Regions from separate parts of the Mus musculus genome. Here region 2 is linked to region 1. The links are chromatin contacts, found by POLR2A ChIA-PET in ENCODE. All regions are on one chromosome and are shown on one strand. The core of a region is the stretch at or near the end of the contact, and the rest is flanking DNA. Distances in the headings are between cores, read along the strand shown. Region 1 holds the start of Gbf1 (golgi-specific brefeldin A-resistance factor 1). Region 2 holds the start of Fbxl15 (F-box and leucine-rich repeat protein 15).

Region 1 (4,751 bases), core at 1,368-3,867:
ACCTGTCAAATTAACTACTGTCTAGATTCTGCATCCTACAAAACCCACTATTAGCAGGGCAGTGGTGGTGCATGCCTTTAATTCCAGCACTGGGGAGGCAGAAGCAGGCAGATCTCTGTGAGTTCAAGGCCAGCCTAGTCTACAAATCAAGTTCCAGGCCAGCCAGGGCTACACAGAGAGACCCTGTGTTGAAAAGATACCCCCCCCAAACAACAATAAAAACAAAAAACAAAACAAAACAGTGTTCTGTACCATTCCCACCCATTTGTTTTACATCTATACAAATAAACCATAAACACTATTACTTCTCTTATACACATACACACACACAGGTTACATAGTCTAACACAGCCATTCTTAAGAGGGCAGAGAGAATTAAGTAAGAGAAACTTGGTTCAAGTAGTAACATCTTAGATGATCTGTCTTCCAATACCTGATAAGAGTGCCCCACCTTGTCACTACTCACCATGCAAATGTACAGCTGACTCCCCGGGCCAGACCAGGACACAAAGGCTAACCACACACTACACTAACCCCAGGGATGGACGGCACATGCTGGGCCCCATCACTGCTAAAAGGAATTAGGCACACTCTTACTTTTAACTTGGCTTTTTTTTTTTTTTTTTTTTTTTTTTTTTTGCCCTCGTTATGTAGGAAGACTGGTCTTAAACTCAAAATGTCCTTCCTCATAGGAAGGACTTCCTGAAAGTACTGAGATTACAAATGTCTGTCACTACACCTAGCATATGTCACTACTTTTCAGAAATATACAGGAAGATCTAGGACTGTAGGCCTGTAAACCCAGCAGCTCAGGAAGGATCACAAGTTCAAGGGCTACAGAGCAAATTCTAGACCAGTCAGGACAACTGAGAGAGAGAGAGAGAGAGAGCGCACTAGCTCTGGGTATAGCTCGGTGGTAGACTGCCTGACTATACCATATGGGACCCTAGGGTCCCATCCCCACTACTGCAAGACTCTGTGTAAACTGAGCGATCCCAGAGCAGGTTTTCCCGTTTATATACTCCATAAGGCTTACTTGTACCTAGGGTTCTTGATATGAGCTTCTGCACTCAGGAAACACTACATTGTCTCTCATCTCTAACGTACTCTTTACCTTCGAAGGACTTCACCAGTTTATGACACAGCAATGTCAAAGGTCACTACTGGGCCATAAACTACACTCTTTCGGGTTGTGCCCTACCATTCACTCTGTTTCCCTGACCCTACCACAAGGAGCAGAACAACTCTCCTAACTTGTCTCTTTGCTAAAGACAGTGTCTCACTTGGCCCAGGCTGGCCTCTAACTCAAGAAGTAGCTGAGGATAACCTTGAATGTCAGGGCTAACCCTCGTGTTTCCATCTCCCAAGTAGGGAATAATTACAGATGTGGACCAACATGCCCAGTTTATGAAGTGCTAGGGACTGAACTCAAGGACTCCATACATGCAAGGCAAACACTCAACCAGCTACGTCTCCCTCCAGCCCTTTTCATGATTTTTCACCTACTAAAAATAAATAGACCACCAGGACCAAGCCTTATCAGTATTCAAACCCCTCTTAACTCTCAATCAAATGTGTCACAAAAGAGTGGCTGCCTTGGGATCAAACCTCATATCCTTAAAAAGAAGGGAGTTACAGTGGGTAAATGCCTACCCATAACACACACCTAAAGAGTTTAAGGCAGAAGGAGGTGGATCTTTGTAAATCCAAGGCCAGCCTGGTCTACATAGTGAATTCCAGAAAAACCAGAGCTACACAGAAAGAACCTGACTCAAAAAGAAAGAAAGGTGTTTACATGCAGACCCCTGGTGACAGCTGAGCTATCCTGTAAAAGCAAGATCTTACAGGCCAGGTTCTCAGGCGGCTGCCTCCAGTCTTCTATGCCTTCTGACTACCTAATCCAAACTGAGCTGGCTCATCTTTCAGGATTAATGGGGCGCTTCAGTTGTGCTAGGACGCAGTCACCCCGAAGTGACAGATGTACAGAATCTGAAAAGATTCACTCTCTAAACCCTGAAACCATCCTTAATTTTGCTTTCAGATGTTGAGGACTTTAGGGTGCAGAAGGGTCTGAAAAAGAAGAGCTGCAGGCCAGATTATGCCTAGGGAAAACAAACAAACAAACAAACAAAAACAAAAACAGATTCTAGCATCCACCGAGTCACAGGTGGAGCTGAAACACCCCTCGGGGACAAGGGTCTGACCTTTGGCCCCTGCACACCTCCCAACTCCCTCTCACATCAGTCCTCTGGGTTTACTTCTTCCCACTAAGCCCATCGCCCAGGCCGCTTCGCCCAACCGAAGGACCCTTCCTCCTTATTCTTGATGGCAACGTCAGGAGGCCCTCACGACGCTGGAACTCTAAGAAGAGACTTCGCTGACCTGTCAGCGGATCCAAAATGGCGGGGCCTAGTCCCAGAACCGGCGGCAGCCGCAGCTCATGTCCAGCCTGGCCCCGGAGGCGTCTCCCGGCCGCTCTCCCGGCGCCGGCGGCGAGTGAGAGAAGGGAAGGATCCTGTCTTCTGGAAGGCAACCCTAACTTCAGGGTGAGACCTCACTGCAGGCTGGAGTAAGTGGGCCGGGACGCTCGGTGGTGCCGGCTACCTTCCCTGTCAGCTCACTGACGTGGTAACTAGCCTCAGTCTAGCCCGCTGCCTGGTAACTGCGAGAGTCCTGCCGCGCTCAGCCAATCAGAGCGTGGCACTCTGAAAAGTGGCATTCCGACTATCCAATCGAAGAAAGAAATTAGCTCTGGGAGGCGTGCAATGCCCAAAGAGACCAGATTACAAGGGAAAGAAGAGTAGGTAGGGGACAGCCAACGGATACGAGGATTCTCTGACTGACAGTTACAGAAGCCAATAAACAATGAAAAATTGTGCTGGGCGGTTGAAGAGGTGGGGTCAGATAGGGTTCGGTTGCAGTGCGCTGTTTAGCAGTGGCTGCTGGGCATCCTGGGCAGGAAGGCTATGATTTGCTGGAAAGGGGGCGGGGTCCGTTTTGAGAGCTTGAGCGGGCGACCCTACTCCCCCAACTTCATCCTACCAAAGTCACCTGGGCTTTACTACTTTAGGGATCGCTCTCTTTCCAGGCAGGTCTGGGGTTGAAACGCGTTCCTAAATCCGGCCCGTGCAATCTTGCCTACGCCCTCCTGTCTTCTGTGCCCCACTTGGGTATATGTGCCTGTCTCATCCTAACTCTGATTTTTGCATTTTCTACTCCATTCCTACCATCCAGAAATAGAGAAAATGGTAGCAGAAATCTTGGATACCTAATTAGAGTATCCTCATTTTCCAGACGTGGAAAGAGTTCTACCGAGGAAAGCTGGATCCATGCATAGCAGAGAAAAACATACACCTACCCCAGCCAATTCGGTGCGGAGAGTAAGGGGCATGGGGGTACTTAATACTTCTTTTTAAAAAGAAAGAATTTGTCTATTTTAAGATAATGCTCTTAGCCACTAAACCATCTCTCCAGCCTCCCTCAATACTTGGTATACCTTACTCCATAGGGCTATATGACTCTCAGTTCAGCCCTTCCTATTAAGCCTTGGACAAATCTTAATGAACGATTGGTGGAGGTGTATGAGGATCAAGTCTGAGGGCCTAATCTCACACCATTAGTCCACATCGTTAACAAAAAGAAGAAGAAGAAGAAGAAGAAGAAGAAGAAGAAGAAGAAGAAGAAGAAGAAGAAGAAGAAGAAGAAGAAGAAGAAGAAGAGGAAGAAGAGGAAGAAGAGGAAGAAGAAGAAGAAGAAGAAGAAGAAGAAGAAGAAGAAGAAGAAGAAGAAGAAGAAGAAGAAGAAGAAGAAGAAGAAGAAGATGATGATGATGATGATGATGATTTCCCATTTTCCTTCGAAATGCGGACAGGTGAGACTGGAAAGGAAGCTTAGCAGTTAAGTGTGCTTGCTGCTCTTCCAGAAGACCTGAGTTCAGTTCCCAGGATGTACATAGCACTATCTACTGTAACTCCAGCTCCAGAGGGATCCAACACTTTGGGCACATACTCACACAGAGACACGCGCGCTCTCGTGTGTGTGTGTGTGTGTGTGTGTGTGTGTGTGTGAGAGAGAGAGAGAGAGGGGGGGGGAGAGAGAGAGAGAGAGAGAGAGATCTTTCTGTAACCCTGGCTACTGACTGTCCTTGAAGCCCAGGCTGGCTTCAACCTCACAGAGATCTACCTGCCACTGCCTCCCAAATGCTGCACCACTATGCCAGGCACAGACACATACATTTCAAATAATAAAAAATAAATCTTTTGTTTGTTTGTTTTTCAAAACAGAGTTTCTCTGGGTAACAGCCCTGGCTGCCTGGCTGCCCTGGAATTCACTTTGTAGACCAGGCTGGCCTCGAACTCAGGTCTGTCTGCCTGCCTCTGCCTCTCAAGTGCTGGGATTAAAGTCATATGCTACCATGTCCAGCAAAGCAAACCTTTTCTAAGGCCATTGGAATGTGGCCTTGAAACAGGCACCCAAGGCATCCATAGGTTATGATCCTCTAATTTAAAAAACCATCAGAGCCAAATCCAATATGAAGAATCCCCCAACAACTCCCTGTGTCTATGCATTGGTCTTGGTCTCTAGGTCCAGCTAGGAACCTAAAGGAAGTCAGATGAAGATGATACGATCACCAAGGTATTTCATTCTATGATACCTCTGAGCCATTTTTCTCTTCGTTTGGTCTTTAGGGCTTCTCTCAGGTTGGAGAGCAAATAGGAAAACCCTGTAAGTAAACTAAAACTCCCTACTCT
Region 2 (4,751 bases), core at 1,042-3,541, 180 kb before region 1:
AGCTTCCCGTCCCCTATGCACCACGCAAGAAGGGGTAAAAAGCTCTTTATTTGAAATTCCAGGGTGGGACAGGGGATTTCACAGGCCTGTCAACCACAGGCCCCCACAGTTCAGTTTCCCTATGGCTCAGGGTCAAGCCCGGGCTACACAGTCCAGCTGTGCTCCCACCCCAAGGAAAGTTAGTCAGACCTGTAGGTTGACAAAGGGTGCGAAGCCTGCCATGTCCTGGAGTAGCACCAGAGCCTGGTGCAGGGGTGGTTCCACGTCGATGTCCACACCACGCTTCCGCAAGCGGCTCAGGCTCGGTTCAGCCACATGGTGGCAGTGCCGCACCCGCAGAGAGCGCAGCGCCGGGCAGTACTCGGCCAGTGTCCTGAGGGAGGAGTATGGTGATGCTAGGTGCTGAATCTCACGGTCTGGAGGGCCAGCCCTCTAAACCCGCAGCTGGCTCCAGCAAGTTCTAGCTTTCCCTCCAGCTCAGGGTCTGCTCTTTTTTACTGTACCTAAAGGAAGGGGCCAGGAAGGAATTACAGACTCCAGGCTCATTTGGGGTTTCTGGTTCTTAGAGAGTACCAATCCATAGTTCCTTCCAGTGTTTCTAGATTACCCACCTTGTTGCAGAAATGCCAGAAATCAACTTTATGTGACATTTCTCAGTGTGTCAATCTTGGCTCCCAAGTCTGTTTATTTTTTGTTTTTGTTTTTTTTTTGGGGGGGTTGTTTTGGTTTTGGTTTTTGGTTTTGTTTTGTTTTTAATTGTACACTTTCTAGCCTAAAAAATGCCAGAGGTCTTTCTAATGGGTCTTTGACAAGTACAACCCACCTCCCTATCCCCAAAGTGACTGCCCACTTCCTACAGTACCGCCCCCATGCCCAGGCACCTGACACCGTCGCTTCCGACCCGAAGGCAGCCGGTGAGGTCTAGGTGCTCGAGCTGCGGGCAGTTTCGAGCCAACTCTTGAACCGCAGTGTCCCCAACATTGGCGTTGACTGCTAATGAGAGGCTGCGGAGGCCCGCGCCGCGTCTCTGCGCCAGGTACACGATGGCCTCGTCCTTGAGTTGACGACAGGCGGTGAGGTCTAGCTCCTCCAGAGCCGGGCAGCGGTCAGCGAGGCCACGCAGTGCCAGCCCGTCCACCCAGTCACAGTGAGCGAGGGAAAGGCGCTGCAGACGCGGGCAGCCCTCAGCCAGCGCCCCCAGGGCTCGGCGACTCAGTTGGCCGCAGCCGGCCAGCGCTACGCTCCGGAGCTGTGGATTCCGTGCCAGCACCGGCACCAGGTCCTCGTCCGACAGCCATTCGTGACACGGAGCCAGCGCCAGCTCCTGCAGCCCCTCAGCATCCCGCAGTAGCCGGGCTAGTGCCGCCCGTGGAATCTGTGGACCCACCTACGGGCGGGAGACACGGAGACTCAAGTCTGTCCCCGGGGCGGGCCACTGCCTGGCAGCCGCCTAACTTCGGGACTTTGCCCCCTGCCCTCCCAGAAGGGACACCGAGCTCCCTCCGAGCCGCTGCCCTCTGGAATTCTCCACGTCTCACCCGGGGTCGGGAAGGGTTTACCGCGCAGCAGGGGCTGGCCTGGAGGCGGGGCGACGGTGGTACCCACGCGGGGGCGTGGCGTGGGCGTGGCTCCGGGCCCCGGCTCACCTGAGCGGCGTCGAAGCGGCGCAGCCTCGCCAAGTGCAGCTGAACGAGCGCCCGGAAGGCGCGACTGACGCGCTGCAGCCGGAGCAGCTGGCGCAGCGGGACCCAGTTCAGGACGTGCGGGAGCAGCACGTCTTCCCAGGGCAGGTCCAGGAGCCTGAGGGGGAAAACGGCGTTGACGTCCCCGGGCCGCTGTTACGTGCGAGTCCTTCTGTTATACCCGAGAGTCCCGGCTGGCAAGAGGGATCCGCGTCCGGCCCAGACTCGGCTGCCCTCCCTCCCTAGGCCCCTCCAGTGCTCGGTACCTGACAGCTCCTGGTTCTTGCTCCCCTCCGGACTGCTCCATTGGTGGCTCCATCGCTGTCTACTGCGCGTGCGCAGTAAGCTCCACTCGCTTTGGCCTTGAAGCGGCTGCGGCGAGCCCGCCTCCTTGGTCGGAAGAGACAGACCGATTTAATCGAGTGCGGTCTCACTGAGAATCCTTGTCAGGAAGCTTTTCGGATGGATCCCGAAACTGAGGCAGAACGGACCAGTGATGTACCATTAGATGTCTTCTCAGCTACAGGGCTTGAAGCCCGAGGCTGGAGTAGCGGCGAGCGAACACTGCTTTCGGTCTCCGTTGCGGGCCAGTAGCCGCCTCTGAGTGGTGATGGGAGGAGCAGACAAGGCCAAAGGCAGAAGGGGCGGAGCCAGGACTCCTAGGTTACCCAGTGCCTCCTTCTGTCCTCTGGTCGCCTTTAAGCGACTTTGGAAAAAGAAAAGGGGGAGAGGCTGCCCAGACTATAACTAGCTGGTATGTACTAGGTGCTCAATAAGCAACTGCCAAAAGACTAGATTAAATGGGCGACGCTAGGGCTTTTACTCTCAAGCACACTTGTTTAAACCTGCCATTTCTTGTGAAATGCACAATCATGACATCCATCTCTTTCCACTTCAGGGCAGCGTAGTCCGGCTCTTTGCCTAAGGACAAAGGACTATATAGGACCAGCCAGGTCTGCTTTCCAGCGGTCCAGAGTCCGAGAGGAATTGCCTGCTCAGTGCAGGCCACTAGCCGTACTGCTTTGACTGGTCCTGGATTAATTGTAGGGACATTGTCTTCCCAAAGCTCAACCACTAGGCTCCCCTTTCACTGCACCCCCAGATACTAAGCCCAAGTCCCTCTCTGGAGAACCCCTGGCGTAATATTTTCCTCCAACATCTGAGGTGGGTGTGGGGCATGCGAAAGACTGTAAGACCGCTGCATCCTATCTACATGATTGCGTGCCCTTATGCAAACATTTCAGCCGCTTCGTAACGAAAACTGCTTCCCATCCTTATCAGGGGTTTGGGTACATCAGCAAAGGTAGGAAGGACCGTCCATTTTAAAGACAGGCAAATCGAGGCTCTAGGGAGAAAGCTCCCTAACCAGGATCAAACGAAGCAAGGATAAAGAACCCAGAAATCCTGGTTTTCCCAGAATTCCTTCTACACTACCTCATTACTGAATTGTAGCATAAAGAGAAAAGCCAACTAGCACCGGAAAGACACAAGAGGGTGAAGGTGGATGAGGGGATTGCTTCCTCGTCTCAGTCTACTTGGGGAAGGGGTAGCCTGGAAGGATCTCTGCAAGATTGATGTGGGCGCGCACCACCTCCGGGCGCGCGCCTCCACACCCCCCCCTTTGTTCGCGCCTCTGCGCTTGCGCATTACGACAAATCTGGCGCTGTCCCCTTCAGCACCTCGCGGAACTCGCGCCACCCCTCCCCGCGGTGAGCCCCGCGCACCCCCGCTTCGAACGTCCTCGCACCCTCTGGCCACCCGAATCGACCCTCTCTTTCTTCCCAGGTCATAACTTGCCGGTCTTGGCCTTCCAAAGGAGAATAGTTACCATAGTAACTCGTGTGGCGTTTTCCTAAAAGAGCCAGACCCTTTTCCACCCTGGCCAAGGGCACAAGGTTTGCCTGTGCTTCTTGTCCCAGTCTCGGGGTCATCCCTTCTAAACTCTCGTCCCTGAAAAGGCGGGACGATTAACCTAGGCAGTAAGGAAGTTCCTCCTGGAGTCTGATTTATCCTTCCTCTGCACTCCGGGTTGGGGTTCAGGACAGGACTCCTGGGTCTGAGGTTCAGAACCCCAAAGTGTTTATGACTGCATTCGCTTAATGTCCCTTCCATAGTTGGGTCTTCTGGTTTTAGGGGGCGGGTCCGATCTACTCCGTACCGTGTGCTTTGCGTGGCCGCGTGCTTGTGGGGGCGGGAGCGCGTGTGGCATGTAACAGGTCATGTGGCAGCCTCCTAGGGACACGCGTGGGGTCTGGAGCAGGACAGGCGTATGCATCTGGACCCTACGTGTGGTTCAGATGATGGACGAGAGAGAACTGAACACGAGTGGGGTGGGGCATATGAGGGTTTAGGGAACAGAATGGGGTCTTCCACATTCTCCCTTTCCTCTGGTGTGAGTCTTAGGTAGTGACTAGGTGGTGACATTCTTTGGGACTTAGGGCCCTGGGAATGGAGGGAGGTTGGGGGGGGGGGATTAGCGTTGCTTGAGCAGAGCGTGGGGAGGGGTGGAGGAGGGACTGAGAGGCGGGCGGGCGGGCCTGGAGCGAGCGGGAGCCTTGCTGCTTTTACAGCTGAGCGGGGCCCAGCCTCTCTGCCTCTCTTCGATTCCAGCTCCTGACGAGCAGCGGTGAGTACTGGGGTGCCTTGGAGGAGGGCCTTCACAGGGGAGGTCCAGGCTCCTGTTGAGCTTTAAGAACCTGTCTGGCTGGGGTGCTGCTCCTGACAGCTTTCTCTATGCTGCTGCTTTGCCATCAGAGGCCCGGTTTTCCTTTATGGTCTCTTCTGGGCTGGGCAAGATATTTCATATCCCTGGAGTTGAGGGAGAGGGATGTGGTGCAGCCCCCTCACCCACCCAGACTTGGTTACTGGTGTGGGGAGGAGAGAATGTGTGTCTCTGATTCTGTGAGCAAATATGCATTTGTGTTTATGATTGTGACGAGGAGGTCTCTGATACACCTGTTTCTGTGTGCATCAGAGAACGAGAGCCTGAATTTTGGGAACCTCTTTGTGTGCTATTATTTGGTGATGTGTGTGTGTGTGTGTGTGTGTGTGTGTGTGTAAGATAAGCAT

What was found. ChIA-PET counts read pairs that join two places held with the same protein, here RNA polymerase II (POLR2A).
Region 2: POLR2A ChIA-PET joins it to region 1 with 21 read pairs in Patski. The contact joins the promoter of Fbxl15 here to the promoter of Gbf1 in region 1. POLR2A ChIA-PET finds 5 or more read pairs at or near these places in 2 of 5 experiments (Patski and embryonic stem cell).

Annotation. Positions count from the first base shown.
Region 1 is chr19:46,150,424-46,155,174 of GRCm38, reverse strand. It overlaps Gbf1 (golgi-specific brefeldin A-resistance factor 1), which reads right to left and starts at 2,617. Exons shown (of 40, transcript NM_178930.3): 1 at 2,383-2,617.
Region 2 is chr19:46,325,724-46,330,474 of GRCm38, reverse strand. It overlaps Fbxl15 (F-box and leucine-rich repeat protein 15), which reads right to left and starts at 2,291. Exons shown (of 4, transcript NM_133694.2): 1 at 1,949-2,291; 2 at 1,647-1,800; 3 at 882-1,387; 4 at 29-373. The coding sequence starts at 2,001. The coding sequence ends at 184. Psd (pleckstrin and Sec7 domain containing) reads left to right here and starts at 3,319. Exons shown (of 18, transcript NM_028627.2): 1 at 3,319-3,391; 2 at 4,253-4,308. Cuedc2 (CUE domain containing 2) reads left to right here. Exons shown (of 9, transcript NM_001164291.1): 9 at 1-663.